Regions from separate parts of the Homo sapiens genome. Here region 2 is linked to region 1. A link is a contact called in ENCODE Hi-C or POLR2A ChIA-PET data. All regions are on one chromosome and are shown on one strand. The core of a region is the stretch at or near the end of the contact, and the rest is flanking DNA. Distances in the headings are between cores, read along the strand shown. Region 1 has its middle 53 kb from the start of HEMK2. Region 2 overlaps LTN1 (listerin E3 ubiquitin protein ligase 1).

Evidence for each region. Hi-C counts contacts between places; a loop is a spot of excess contacts on that map. ChIA-PET counts read pairs that join two places held with the same protein, here RNA polymerase II (POLR2A). Pooled maps may share reads with other maps.
Region 2: a map of naive thymus-derived CD4-positive, alpha-beta T cell shows a loop between it and region 1 (2.8-fold over the local background). The contact joins two enhancer-like sites. A Hi-C loop is called at or near these places in 1 of 168 maps with a recorded cell type or tissue (naive thymus-derived CD4-positive, alpha-beta T cell) and 6 of 50 pooled maps. POLR2A ChIA-PET finds 5 or more read pairs at or near these places in 2 of 52 experiments (activated CD4-positive, alpha-beta T cell and naive thymus-derived CD8-positive, alpha-beta T cell).

Annotation. Positions count from the first base shown.
Region 1 is chr21:28,828,050-28,835,992 of GRCh38, forward strand. It overlaps a transcript of HEMK2 not described here. Among named protein-coding and RNA genes, the nearest start is that of HEMK2, 53 kb to the right of the region's middle. RefSeq lists an enhancer at 6,125-7,324. Within about 2 kb of position 4,207, at least 5 of the 41 ENCODE cell types and tissues checked have a DNase peak (open chromatin) inside an H3K27ac peak, as active enhancers do.
Region 2 is chr21:28,941,650-28,949,592 of GRCh38, forward strand. LTN1 (listerin E3 ubiquitin protein ligase 1) reads right to left here. Exons shown (of 30, transcript NM_015565.3): 19 at 5,815-5,957; 20 at 4,503-4,638; 21 at 4,158-4,302; 22 at 2,734-2,947; 23 at 2,018-2,255; 24 at 1,613-1,687. Among named protein-coding and RNA genes, the nearest start is that of LTN1, 47 kb to the right of the region's middle. Within about 2 kb of position 2,879, at least 2 of the 41 ENCODE cell types and tissues checked have a DNase peak (open chromatin) inside an H3K27ac peak, as active enhancers do.

The DNA.
Region 1 (7,943 bases), core at 2,957-5,456:
AAGTCCTCCACTAGCATAGGCTTTTCTAAGGTTCCAGAAAGGGTTCTTAGAAACATGTTTGCATGTTCATACATTTTCTTATCTATTTTTGAAAGAGTATTTCGAAACTGATATAAGCGTAAGACCCACAAAGCCTGCAGACTACAGGTGATGGAAACAGGATTTGTGTGCAGATGTGCCCAACTCCAAGGGTTTAAAACCCCGTGACACAGTAAGTAAGGAGGAAGGGGTGGAGCAGTGGGATTTAGATGCACATGTTGGGCTTATCATGAGAGATTTCAAGCTAAGGAAAGAGGGGAGTTGATTTGAGGGGCTTTTCTCCTCTAAAGTGACCTTGAAGCCCTCATTTTAATGCTTCATGTGCCAACAAGAAGTAGAGAATGTAGGTAACTCTAATACGAATGAGGCTCTAAGAACTACTAGGTGAACACTCATAATAGTGGCACCAGTTCCGAACAACACATTTGTAAATAAATTGAAGCAGCCTTCAGTTTTTTCTAAACTAAGAAGCTACTAGACACTAAGCAGGTCAAACAGACCAAAGGCACTTTGGTGACACTTAGCTTAGGTAGCCCTTCGACTGCCAATCCATCATTATCTGAAAGTTCTGCATTGACCAACTGCTGTCAGAAAATGTTCCCTTTCTTCCAGAAATTCCATGCCAGCTCACCTTCCAAAAGTTTCCAGTGGGCTTGTTGATCTTTCACCCAAATAGCCACCTAACACTTTACGAATATCCATCTCTGTGAAGAAACCGACTCAGCTGCAACAACCTGTTTTTTTTAATTCATTAAGCCTTAGAATAGCATCTTTCTTAGTAAAATATAAATGCAATATTTAATAAAACTATATATACAGTGATTATTATAAGCAGGGAGAGGACAGGCTGAAAATGAGTGATTTTAACAAGAGCTTTAACAATTTTTAATAGACCTGCATTCCTTTACATTCCTGGTGTTTCTCAAACTTTAGTGGGTTTAAAGTTCATCTGGGGATTTATAAAAATTGCTGACTTCAAGAGCTCCTCTTAAAATTTCTAATTCTGAAGGCCTGGAGGGATCCTCAACAATCTTCATTTTTAACGATTTTGATGAAGATGGACTGCAGCTGTCTCTTGAGAAATGCTTCTTTAGAACAAGTGAAATTGCTAATTACACAGTAAGCACTTAGTCATCTACCATTACCCAAGTCTTGTTAGTTGTGAGTTGCCCCTTGGTATCTGCTAAGGTTTGAATGTGTCCCTCAGAAAGCATATGTTGGAAACTTAACCTTTAATGCAACAGTGTTTGTTGGGAGGTAGGTTCCAATGAGAGGTAATTAGAACATGAGGGCTCTGCATTTATGAATAGATGAATGTGTGGAAGTAGGTTCCTTATAAAATAAGGTCAGTCACCTTTCCTCTCTCCCATCCTCTTTTTGCCCTCTGACATCCTATGCCTTTCACCATGAGATGACACAGCAAGAAGGTCCCTGATAGATACCAGTGCTTCAATCTTGGACTTCCCAACTAAAGAACTATGAACCAATAAATTTCTGTTCATTACAAATTATCCAGTCTCAGGTATTCTGTTACAGCTGCACAAAACAGACTAAGGCAGTATCCCATTCTCAGCTGCAGCAATTCTTTTTAAGACAAAACTCCATGGATTTTAAGACATCTGAGTAGGGAGAGTTAATTATGTCCTCTCAAAGAGGTATTTTCCCTAGACCAATTAGTTTACAAGAACATACACTCTGTTTCTAAAACTTTGGAAAACAAAGATGTGGTTCATATCAGAGTGAAAATTTCATTGATACCCATTATAATGAACGTGTTTCATTTTGGCAAACTGTCATGAAATGTCCTGTTCATTTGGAGAAAATTCCTGGAAAGATGGTAGGCAGAGGTCCCAACTCCCAATACGGAATCCTAAGAGGGAGAAGATCTGTCTGCTCCCAGTCAGAGAAGGGTGGGCTCTTCCTACACTAAGATCTTAGCCACATTTTGTCTCCCTGAATTCTTGCCAGAGACTAGTCCTCCAGGCTGAGAGTATATCTTATATCTGTATAATTAGATAACAATTATGTTATCTAAAACTGAGAACCCTGGGTATGGTACATCCAGACACTTACGGCAGAAAATATTTGATATGGTTTGGCTCTGTGTCCCCACTCAAATCTCATGTCAAACTGTAATTCCCAATGTTGGGGGAGGGATCTGGTGGGAGGTAATTGGATCATGGGGGCAGATTTCTCCCTTGCTCTTGCGATAGTAAGTTCTCACGAGATCTGATAAATGTTTAAAGGTGTGTGGCACTTCCCCCCCTTCACTCTCTCTCTCTTTCTACCATGGTGAGACGTGCTTGCTTCCCCTTCACCTTCTGCCATGACGGTAAGTTTCCTGAGACCTTCCAGCCATGCTTCCTGTACAGCCTATGGAACTGTGAGTCAATTAAACCTCTTTCTTCATAAATTATCCAGGTCAGGTAGTTCTTTATAGCAGTGTGAGAACAGACTCTACAATATCTTCAAAATGTTGTTTATTTTTTAAAAAAATGTATGGATGGAGGCCAGGCGCGTGGCTCACGCCTGTAATCCCAGCACTTTGGGAGACCAAGGTGGGCAGATCATGAGGTCAAGAGATCAAGACCATTCTGGCTAACATGGTGAAACACTGTCTCTACTAAAAATACAAAAAATTAGCCGGGCATGGTGGCAGGCGCATGCAATCCCAGCTACTTGGGAGGCTGAGGCAGGAGAATCGCTTGAACCCAGGAGGAGGAAGTTGCAGTGAGCCAAGTTCGTGCCACTGCACTCCAGCCTGGGTGACAGAGCAAGACTCCATCTTTAAAAAAAAAAAAAAAAAAGAATGGTATCAGAAAGAATAGAAGGTGAAAGGAAGAAAGGAAATGGAAAATTAGTATTCTATCCATCTGTAGAAAATTTTTTAAAATATGTATTGTCTTTTATTCTGATTTCTTCTGGATTCCACTTTGTAGATTTATGAGCCCAGGACCACTGGTATTCAGTAAAGGAGTAGAAATCAATTTGTAGGGGCAGGAGGGATGCCATGTGTCATAGCTACGCAAACAGAAGAAACTTAGTGATTAAAACTCACAAAAAAGAACAGTATTAGCTGGGAGCTATGGCTCATGCTTATAATCCCAGCACTTTGGGAGGCCGAGGTGGGTGGATCACTTGAGGTCAGCAGTTCAAGACCAGCCTGGCCAAGATGGCGAAACCCCCGTCTCTACTAAAAATACAAAAATTAGCTGGGCGTGGTAGCGGGCGCCTGTAATCCCAGCTACTCAGGAGGCTGAGGCAGGAGAATCACTTGAACCTGGGAGGCAGAGTTGCAGGGAGCCAAGAACATGCCACTGTACTCCAGCCTGGGTGACAGAGCGAGACTCTATCTCAAAAAGAAAGAAAAGAACGAAAGAAAGAAAGAAAGAAAGAAAGAAAGAAAGAAAGAAAGAAAGAAAGAAAGAAAGAAAGAAGGAAAGAAGGAAAGAAGGAAAGAAGGAAAGAAGGAAAGAAGGAAAGAAAGAAAGAAGGAAAGAAGGAAAGAAGGAAAGAAGGAAAGAAGGAAAGAAGGAAAGAAGGAAGGAAAGAAAGAAAGAAAGAAAGAAAGAAAGAAAGAAAGAAAGAAAGAAAGAAGGAAGGAAGGAAGGAAGGAAGGAAGGAAGGAAGGAAGGAAGGAAGGAAGGAAAGAAAGAAAGAAAGAAAGAAAGAAAGAAAGAAAGAAACAGTATCACCTTTCAAACAGTGATGGGTCCCTAATACCTATATGCTGAGTATTGTCACACTCATGTTCCATAGCTGTTTGTATTCTGTGTCATTTTTACTATACGTACACAAGACAGAAAACAAAAAACACTGTTTAATTCAGATTTTGTAAGGTATATAGTATAACTGTTTACTAAAATATCATATTTGTAGGAGGTGAAAGTTAATATACTAGCAAACTGCTAAAGAGAATTAACTATTTTTTTAACAAGGAATGTATATTTATGTAGCACTCTCAGACTTTAAAAGCACCATTACTGTACATAAAGCTTTTGATTTGCAGTTTTTCATCATAAACCCAACAGAGCAGAGCCCAGACACCAGGCATTTTTCCCTGGAGTCACTCTGCCTTATTATCAGGACTGGACTTAAGTATCCTTCCCTGGAAAGGGCAAAAGATCTCACATTGTAGGGCAAATATGCTTGAGGCAGTACAAAGAGGCACAGTCATGTTTCAGGATGTGGTTTTAGCCAAAGGTGATACAATCACAAAGCTGGGTTGAGAGAGGAAATAACAATCAGGAGCAGTCTTGAGTGTGTCTCTGTTACCTGGAGTCTTCTTGTTCTTCTCTCTACCTCTCCAAGAGTCTCCATTACCATTGATGTAAATAATTAGTAATAAGAGCCGGAAGCAAAAATGTTGAAATACTTTAACTCTTTTGAACACAAATTTAATAGCAGTAGTAAACTAACAAATGAATCATTGAATTGAGGGTGGATTCTGCTGCAACAAAGAACTTGTATTATGATATAAATTGAGAAGATTGTTCTGATCTAGCTCCTCCTGTATTCAGAGTTAAAACTCTCTCTAAACATCATGTTCCACCTAAGAACCATTAACTCTCCCATTCTCACAACCTGTGTGACAAATACTCATACTCTAAATATTTGGCTTATCTCACTTATCCATTGCTAGAGGATTTAACATACAAGTGTTGCCCTACATACAGACTACTAAGTTAACCATAACCATTCGTGTATTGATACGTATGTTCAAACAGCAATGATGAACTGAGTGCCTGCTCTGAAGGAACTCAAATTCAGATTCAGCTAATATTTCTGGAGTAACACCCATGCACTAGGTATTGAGCTAAAGACTTTGTCTTATTTAGGTGCCTATCATGTGCTAGGTGTTGAACTAGTTACTTTAACACATTATCTCATTTGGTCTTCATAACAACCTAGTAGGTCGGCATTTTTTATTTTATAGATAGGAGACTAACACTCAGAAAAGGTGAGTGACTTGCCTGAAGTCATAAAATTAGTCAAGACTTAAAACTGGCTTTTTGGTCCTGAGTCTTCTCTCTGGCTCTTTCTAATTGGTAGTATTGTCTGTCTTAGGTCCACGCTTTTACTATCCTCTTCTATGCAAAAGAATATCTGATCAGAAAGAAACAAAGCCACTTATAGTTTGATTAGAAAGAAATAAAACCGCACAGAATTTTAGCCACCTTTGTCTATGGGCTGATAGCTTTGTGCACACAAGGCCAAGCAACCACAGGCTCCAGAGATGTGATGTGGAGATGTGCCAAGTGGCAGGTGACATCACATCTTTACATTCCTAGAAGTACTGTGCCCTAATAATTTTACAGCAGAGACATAAACAGATGGATGTGACAAATCCAGTAATGGCAGTTACATAATCTCAAGATCTTTCTCAATGACTCTAAGAACATGTCCAAGACCAAGAATGACTTACCAGGTACATGCCAGTGCTTTAACTAAACAGAAACTATTTTTCAACTAAACAAACATAAATTACATTATCCCTCCTTTTTGGCTCTACCATTTTGAAATTTCTAACTTTGTGAGGTTTTTAACTTAAAAATGTTTTTCCAAATTTATGGAAAGAGGCCACATATGCCCACGTTTAGGGAAAAGTATGGACTTCAGAGTTACAAGCTCAGGTTTGGACAAGGCCAGGCAAGGTTGGACTGAATCCTGCCTCTATCGTTTTCTCACTACATTTGCAGTGAGTCACTAAATTTTTTTAAGTCTCTGCTTCCTCATCTGTAAAATGGGTATAGCAACGATATCTACCTGTGCAGAAAAGAGTTAACTCAGCAGGGCTGAATTGTTCAAACCTTGCACATTCCCAAGAAAGGCCTGTTTTCATGACTGCTCTTTGACCAGCTTCTGGGAATTAAACTGTTAGAATGTTCCAAGAACTAAGAGTATTTTTCTCACATGGGTTCTTGAGCCATACTATACCAGTTTGTCTGCATACGTGTGCAACGTGGTTTATGCTTGCTTCTGGGAGCCTGGAGCTTCAATGGCACAAGTCATGTGCCTATGTGAATGATCCCCAACAAAAACCCTAGACTCGCTCAATCATGGCAGATGGGAGGTAGGACTAGATTGCAACTCCAGACAGAGCAGTGTGCAAGGTCTTGCATTGTGAATTTTAGCTCCAGATCAACTGCAAGAACAAACCAGCAATCCTGAGAGGACCCACAGACCCTCTGAAGGAAGCAGACAGCTCCTACAGGACCTGGGAGACCCCCCAAAACTGTGAGTGCCCCAACCTTGGAAGCAGAAAATGGAGACCCTCCTTTCCTGAACTCACACTCCCACTGGAGAAGCTGAAGGTCTGTTTGCAGGAGAATTTTCTTACTTTACCTGAAGCTGAGTCAATCTAGAGAGCTGAGTGAAATTCAGGGGCAGAGGAAGTGGCAGAAAGGCTCTGGGAACTCACTGGCTCCCCTAGCAGGCCATTCCTGCCTGTCACCACAGGGATCCAACAGGAGAGGAGCAGGGGATAAAACTACACAAGGAGAAGGAAATCTCTAGCTGAACTATGTAACAATTAGAACGGGGGTTGAAGCCTCCTGGCCAGAACTCAGGGGAGGGCACAAATCCGGCATGCAGACTCCAAAGGCAAGGGAAGACCCAAGCCCCTTTCTTTTGTAGCGTGGAGGTGGGTAGACTGAGGCAGGTTTTCAAACCCATATTGCTCTCCACCTGGAAATGAATGGGGATCTGGTGGTGGGGGCATGGTGGGAGTGAGATGGGCCCTTCAGTTCGCACGGGAGCTGGGTGAGGCCTGTAACTGCTGGCTTTCCCCTACTTCCTAGACAACCTGCATGACTCAGCAGAGGCAGCCATAATCCTCCTAGGTACACAACTCCAGTGGCCTGGGAATCTCACCCCCATCCCCCACAGTAGCTGCAGCAAGACCCACCCAAGGAGAGCCTGAATTCAGACAGGCCTAGCCCAGCTCCCACCTGATGGTCCTTCCCTATCCACCCTGGTCACGGAAGACAAAGGGCATATAATCTTGAGAGTTCTAGGGCCCCACCCACCACCAGTTCCTCCCCATACTACTACAGCTAATGCTGTCTGGAAAATGCCACCTCCTGGCAGAAGGTCAACCAGCACAAAAACAGCATTGAACCACCAAAGCAAAGGACCCTCATGGAGTCCATTGCACCCCACGCCCCCTCCACCAGAACAGGCACTGGTATCCATGGCTGAGAGACACATAGATGGTTCACGTAACAGGACACTGTGCAGAAAACCCCCAGTACCAGCCCAGAACTGCGTAGACTCACTGGGTGGCTAGACCCAGAAGACAGACAAAAATCACTGCAGTTCATCTCACAGGAAGTCACATCCATAGGAAAAGGGGGAGAGTACTACATCAAGGGAACAACCCGTGGGAGAACCTGAACAATAGCCTTCAGTCCTAGACCTTCCCTTTGACAGAGCCTACCCAAATGAGAAGGAACCAGAAAACCAACCCAGGTAATACTACAAAACAAGGCTCTTCAACACCCCCAAAAAACCACATTAGTTCACCAGCAATGGATCCAAACCAAGAAGAAATCCCTGATTTACCTGAAAAAGAATTCAGGAGGTTAGTTATTAAGCTAATAAGGGAGGGACCAGAGAAAGGCAAAGTTCAATGCAAGGAAATCCAAAAAATGATACAGGAAGTAAAGGGAGAAATATTCAAGGAAATAGACGGCTTAAAGAAAAACAATCAAAAATTCAGGAAATTTTGGACCACTTTTAGAAATGCAAAATGCTGTGGAAAATCTCAGCAATAGAATTGAACAAGTAGAAGAAAGAAATTCAGAGCTCAATGACATGGTCGTCAAATTAACCCAGTCCAACAAAGACAAAGAAAAAAAAAATGAGAAAATATGAACAAAGCCTCCAAGAAGTCTGGGATTATG
Region 2 (7,943 bases), core at 1,629-4,128, 110 kb after region 1:
GAAAAAAAATCACACACCCAGAGAAGCCAAATGATGAGTCCAACGTCTTTCAGTTAGTAGGGGAAACTGTTAGGGATTCTAAATCCTACCCGGCCTTTTATCATCTTATAAAAGACAAAGTGAAGATTAAGACTTCGAACTTTGTCACTTCATTCTAGTTTCTATTTTATTGCATATTATCTACTTAGTACTATTAAGAAATATCACAATGATACTATTAATCGGATAAACACAGAAAATAATTATGTGCCTGTTTAAAAAATCATGATTGTAATCTTTTTAGGAAAATAAATGTACCATTCAGATTAATTCACAACAATGTAAGTTAATTTTCTTCTTTATTGAACTACTCTACTCATTTATACTTTCAGGTGAACTTATGAGATTCTCAAAAAGTAAAATACTTAACTCTCTTCTCCATGATACTCTAGCCTGGTTCTCTCCTTTCACTTCTGTGATCGTTCTTCCCTTGTGGCTTCCTTCTCCCAGCCCACAAGTACAGGCCTTCTCCAAACTTCTGCTCTTAGGTCTTTTCCTTCAACACCTCCATCTCATGTACCCAGCCTTCTATATTCCATACTGATAGTCACTAGATCTTATAAAATACCAGCTCCAAAATCTCTCCACTTTTCACATTGCCCTCCATGCATTGTTATTTAACTTCTGCAATCAGCTCCACCTCTGCTTGCTTCTTTTTACAATTCATGTTTCACATTAGTGTCAGAATCGGCTGGTGGCGCCCTATCTCCTACCAAGTAATGACCAAATCCCCCCAAAAAAGTCATTTTTAAGGCCATTTATTATAGGCCAGGAAGCATTCTGGCCTACAGCATTCTAGCCTATTTCTCTCTCAGAAATAAGAGAGAGAAATTCCTGCCCTCACAGAACTTACATTCCAGTAAAGAAAGATATTATCAATAAAACTATACATTAAGTGGTAACTACTCAATATTCCCCAAGCACATCCTCACATTCATGACTCAGTGCCTTTGTACATGATGTTCTCTTAACTTATGTTGTCTTTCCTGTCCTGCAGAAATGCTACCTAACCTTAAAGGTCCAGTTTAAATGCCTCTTCCTCAAAAGAAAGTCTTCCCTTCCTGATGTACATTAATTGTGCCCTCATACATGCTATCTTATATAGGCCTAACTGACCTTTAAAAAAAAGTTATCTATCCTTTTTCTTAGCACTTATCATATACTATATTTTCCATAACGCTACAGTATCATCTGTATCAGATAAATTCCTTAAGGAAAAGAAAGTGCTCACTAAACACTGCATATTCCCCTCAGCATTTAATTAATACTCTGCACAAAGTGGATGCTCAATAGATACTTGAACCGATACACTCTTTCCACAGCCACCATATGGCCAAAGATAGTTTTACTGAACAGTAGCAAACGGAAAATGTGATTTAAGAACAATTAAGAGAGTGACACAATCTTTTGGGTGAAATCTATATTTCATTTATATCTTACAGATAACTAAAAAGATCTATCTGTAGAATGAATATAACTCTATAGCTTCTGTGCTGCTTCAGTCCTCTAAAGACATTATAAGTGAGATGGATTATAAGAATTTAATAAAACAAATTATTTAAAAAAACCTTACAAGGCTGGCTCTTCTTCTTCATCTCCGTATGACTTTAGATTATCCTGATCATACTGTGGTAATTCAGGCATCAATCTAGAAATTAGAACATTATTTTTAAATATGTGATATTAAACTGTTTATTAAGTCGTGCTCAAGAGCAGAAAGACCAATACTTATTTTATAATGAGTAAATGTTTTAATGAGTTTTCTTTAAAATAACTACTATAGCCAGGACTATTGAAATATAAATTGTGTATAGAGAACAATAACCTAAAAGATGAGGCAACTTAGGGTCCCTATAAGTGAAGCAGTCAGATCTCCTTCTTTTAAAAATTTTACTTTAAATAATTAAAAGTAAAAACTAAGCATATATTCTATTTTTTTAGACCACTGTAACATTGATTCAATTGGATGAATTCTTACTTGTATAGCATATGATAAACAGCAATTTGCACAGGCCTAGCTCTGAAGAGGAGTAATGGGGCCAATGTATTTAACAAAGTCTGGAGATATTCTGGTAAGTTTGTTTTTTGGTCAGCAACTAATCTTGCAGGAAGTTTGTGACTCAATAGCTGTTCCTTTGAGATATACGTTAATGTTTCACACATGGGTTTCAGCATTGCATTCTGAAAGGATGTTTCAGACACATCTTTGTTTTCTCCTAATGACAAAAAGGAAAGAAACATGCACGTCTCAAAAGAAAGTTAGTATAGCTTAAATGATTCACAAACAATCAAATGTCATTTAAGAAAATGAAATAAAAACTAGACATAAACAATAAAGCAGTCTTAACTAGAAACATGAACTGAATATATATTCCAGTTAATCTCAACTGTTTTAATGACTTTTATCTGATCCAGCAAATGTTCAATAGCAAGGTTCTATTCACATCATCCATTCATGTTATCTGAAGTATTATTATTTTAATTTGCAACAGTCATTGGATACCTTGCCATTTTTCAATTTCTGTCTGTAAAGTAAAGCATAGATGATGCTTCTGAGAAGCCAAGCTTTCTCTTCTGGCTTTTTCTTTTACTATTTAGTATTATTTGATTTAAACATCAAAATTTTTGCTTTTGAATTTTTCAGTAAGTCATTTCCAATGAATCAATCTCACTATTATTCCCTTTTTCACTTGCCTGTAACAGTCACCAAAATAGGTAAAAGCAAACTGTGGATGCCTTGGGAAAAAAATTCTTTCCATTCACTGATTAGATTTACAGGAAGATTGCCAATGGTATCCAGAGTTGTGGAATCAAAGAAAGCACTGAGGTCACAGGCCAAATCACAGCTGACACAGGCAAACAGTTGCACAAGTGGAATAGAATACAATGCCTGATTCTCACTTGTTGTCTGAAAAAACAATAAAAATGAAATAGGTAAACAGACTTCTACCAGAACACTACAAATAAAGCCAATATAAAGAAAAGCCCCACTTTCATTTCTTTGAATTTTAAAACGAAAAGCAGTTGAGGTGTGTAATCTCAGGAGAAACATAAAATTTTACATCAAAATAACTTTTTTCTTCAAAATTAAATACCATGAATAGAATCATTAATAAACAATTTATTCTCAAGTACCCTTTTTAATTTCTAACCCATGGAAGGAAACACTAAGTCAGACACATTAAATACACATTTATAATCTTCTCAGTAGCCCTACAAGTTGTAAGTTATTATTTTAAAATAAGAAAATCGGCCAGGCACAGTGGCTCATGCCTGTAATCCCAACACTTTGGGAGGCTGAGGCAAGTGGATCACATGAGGGCAGGAGTTTGAGACCAGCCTGGCCAAAATGGTGAAACCGCATCTCTACCAAAAATATAAAAATTAGTCGTGCATGCTGGTGGGCATCTGTAATCCTGCTATTTGAGAGGCTGAGGCACAAGAATTGCTTGAACCCAGAAGGCGGAGGTTGCAGTGAGCCAAGATCGCACCATTGCACTCCAGCCTAAGCAACAGAGCGAGATTCTATCTCAAATTTAAAAAAAAAGAAAGAAAGAAAGAAAGAAAACTGAGTCTCAAATAGTTTAAGTTTAAAACTCTAAGTCACATAGCTAATAGCAGGCAAAGCAGAGATTCAGACCAATCCAACCCTGACTGACTTGCTGCCTTGGAGCCCACAAGTAATATACCTCTGGTTGCTTTGGGTCAAAAATTACACTAATTCCCTCTGAATCTGCTACTATTTAATGCATTACTCTCACAATATTCACACAGTATGTTTTAGAAATAATCTAATTATAACCAAAAAAGACCAAAATAATTGTCATTAACAGATAAAACCTGAAAGGGCTGTGCTGCAAATATTACAATAAGCTAATGGAGAAGGCATTTTAATAACAGGAGATTTGGTCACTGAATGATGCTGGTAGTCATTAAAAATCTATCATTTTACTATTCTGTCAAATAGTAGCTGGTAAGAAGAACATCTATAAAGTGTTTTAAATTATACAAAGGAACCAATTACAATCATCACTTAAAGAATGAGATTAGTAAATAGTTCTGATGCAAAAGTATGTACAAAAACCCACAAGAGGTGATGACATATCGGGTTAATTTACCTCCAACCAAGCCAACATGGAGCACATGATGAAGTCCCACTCACTCTCTGCCAAAGGGGATGAGCAGTATTTCAGAAATAGGGAAAGAAACCGGATTATTTCTATATTTACACCCAGTACCTCTGGACTTGCTTCTGATAGATTACTGTGATAAAGATAAAAACAAAAGACAATAAAAGATTATATTGACATTCAATTAGAAAGTATGCTACTTTAAATCTTACATACTTATTTATAACTGACTTAAATGTCTACCATAATTTCTCTACAAAATTGTGACACAGATACGTAATCTTTGTCTGAATTGTATACTGAAGGAAAAACATAGTATAAAGTATCACCTACCAACTGAAAAGAAAAATATCTTCATGCTCTTTCTTCCAGGATATTATGATTTTTAATATTCCATGTAATAGCTCTCCATCATCTATACTTTTGGTTTGCAGACAAGAATTGAAAATGGCAAGATGTCCAAAACCTCCTAAAGTAAAATTCAAAATGAAAATTAAAAATATTTAAGAACTATATCGCTACTATTAAAAAAAAGTCCACTTTGAGAAGTAAAAGACTTTCTTGAGAAGTGTTCAGGTTAAGAACTCTAATAATGACTTTTATCTAAGAGTCAACAAATGAGCTTATAAGCTCCAAAGGGCAGAGACCCTGTCTCCAAACCCAGCACCTAGCACACAATAGAGAATTTGGGGGAGGAGAAAGAGTGAATGATGCTGTAATTTAAACTGACTTATGCTGTTTTTGTTTTGGTTTCTTAAGTGCAGGACATATTCAGCAAACTCATCATTCAAATAAAAAAAACCCTACAGCTACAGAGTAGCTGGAAACAGCAAATGGAAAATAGAACATACTGTTTCATAATTTATACATTCATTCACTCAATAGCAGCTAGTACATGTGGTAAACTCTGATGTGGACTCACTCTTTAGAATCTCTACCATTCCTCAAAATCCATCCACTGGTGTATCTTAACACCCTCTGTCCCCAACCTTCTATCTTACATACCAGCCAAAATGAACAATCTGTACCCTTGTATGTTTTTGTGTACCTGGAATGCCCTTCCCCAACTATGTCCATATGGAAAACTATTTATCCTTCAACACCCAGTAGAAATATTTCTCTTTGTGAAATTGCCACTAACACCCTCAAAGCAGAGTGGAAACTCCTTCCTTTCTGCCACTTCTATACATAGCACATCTTTTTGCTACATCGGTTATCACATAATACAACTTTATGTTTGTCTTCTCTACAATAGGAACTACCATGTAGCAGGTGCTCATAAATGTTTATTAAATTAATAAACAAATGAAAAGTGCAGTGTTTTAAATACAACAGACGCTATTTTTGCCTTTATATGTTCAATCATTGATTGGCTAGGGAGAAATGAGGCACAGCTTTAAAAAGCTATAGATAGAAAAGAAATGGTTAGAAGGTATTTCTGGGCGTAAGTCTTCCCTTAAGGCCCAGCATTTTTGTACTGTAAAATGGTAACAGCCACTGTCTAACAACACTCATCCATATAATCTCAGAACAAATCAGCTGTAATTCAATTTACCTCTGCTAGATGTGGTCTTATATATTAGAAACAGTTCTTCATCTCAAGCAATAATTAAATTAATGAAATATTTATTATCAAGCAACTAACCATTAGTGCTGCAAAGATCTTTCTTAGTCCAGCCCAAAAGAGCAGGTATACATTGAGCACTAAATTCTTTCTTTTCTTCTTTTGACAAAAATGGACATAGACTTTGAATGGTATGCAAATTGCCTTCAGTTAGTGGAAAAAAACTGTTTAAAGAAAAAAAAAACACAAGTTAGATTTCTTCCAAACATACAGTTATTTTATATATTTCTTTTATTTAGACTACTGAAAAAGATAGATGAATAATTCTATCACATATAATTACATAAAAAGAAACTATGATAGATTTAACAAGTGCTGACTTGATGAAATTGGTTTTTTTTGCTCCTTTTCTCTTTTCTGCATAAATTTTTTAAATGAGCATATATAACTTTTCCCCATATATGATTTTTTAAAATTATACTAGCCACATGACATTATGTCCTCTTTTAAAAAAAAAAAAGAGTCAATTGCGGGGTGCGGTGGCTAATGCCTGTAATCCCAACACTTTGGGAGGCTGAGGAGGGCAGATCATGAGGTCAGGCGTTTGAGACCAGCCTGGCGAACATAGTGATACCCCATCTCTACTAAATATACAAAAAATCAGCCGGGTGTGGTGGCAGGCACCTGTAATCCCAGCTACTCAGGAGGCTGAGGCAGGAAAATCACTTGCCCCTGGGAGGCAAAGGTTCCAGTAGCTTGAGATTGGGCCCCTGCACTCCAGCCCTGGTGATAAAGCAAAACTCTGTTTCAAAAAAAAAAAAAAAAAAATAGAGTCAATTGATTCAACTTAAATAAATAGTACCAGTTGTGTGTCCTTTCTTTTCTTTCTTTTTTTTTTTTTTTTTGAGACGGAGTTTCACTCTTGTTGCCCAGGCTGGGGTGCAATGCACGATCTCAGCTCATTGCAACCTCTGCCTCCCAGGTGCAAGTGATTCTCCTGTCTCAGCCTCCCAAATAGCTCGGATTACAGGCATGCACCACCATGTCTGGCTAACTTTTTTTTTTCATTTAGTGGAGATGGGGTTTTACCATGTTAGTCAGGCTGGTCGCGAACTCCTGACCTCAGGTGATGCAGCCATCTTGGCCTCCCAAAGTGCTGGGATTCCAGGCCTGTGTGTCCTTTCTTTGAACTGATATTCGTATTTGTGCATATATATAGTTGGGTTTTATTCACATAAAAAGGATGACACTAAACATATTGTTCTATCATTTACCACTTACATATACTTTCTGTCAGAACATATAAATTATTCTGTTTTAAAGCTACGTAACAAAAATGAACAAAATCTACCTAACACTCCATACTATGGAGGTATCATTATTTAACTATTTCCCTATCAGTGAACATTTAGGTTTCTCCCCTCCCCAAATTTTTGCTGTCACACATAATGCTGCAATAAATATCCTTAAGAAGATACTATTCTGTGTATGTATAAACACCTCTTTAGGCTAAATTCCTAGAAGTGGAATTGAAAGCTCAAAGGATTTGAATGTATTATATGTTGGTGATCTCAAATTGCTTCTGAAAACACATAATCAACTTATACTTTCACCAAATATGCACAGGTGTGACTGTTTAGCTGCACATTTAATGAATCTTTTTGATTCTCGGCAATATAGTGGATAAAACCATTGCTCTTAATTTGTACTTCTGTCATTATTAGTAAGGCAAATCCTTTCATATTTCACATTTCAGTATTGAGCTACCTTTGACCATTTCATCTATGAATTGCCTCTTTAAGTCTTTGATAAATTTTCCAATTTGGAGGGTTTTACTGATTTATATAAACTATATGTAGATAGTTTTTTGTTGATTTGCAAATGTCATCTCCCATTTTGTCATTTGTCCCTGTAATCTTTATATTTTGTCGCAGTTTTCATCTTTCAGAAATACTATATAAAAAATTTTAACTGTCATAAAATACACATAAAATTAATGTATTAGCCATTTTAAAGTGTAGAGTTCTGCAGTGTTAAGTACATTCACACTATTGTGCAACTAATCTCCAGAACTCTTCATTCTGCAAAACTGAAACTCTACCCACTAACACGAATGCTCCATTCCTCTCTCACCCTCGGCCCCAGGCAACCACCTTCTACTTTCTATCCCTATGAATCTGACTACTCTACAGAAGGAATCATAGAGTATC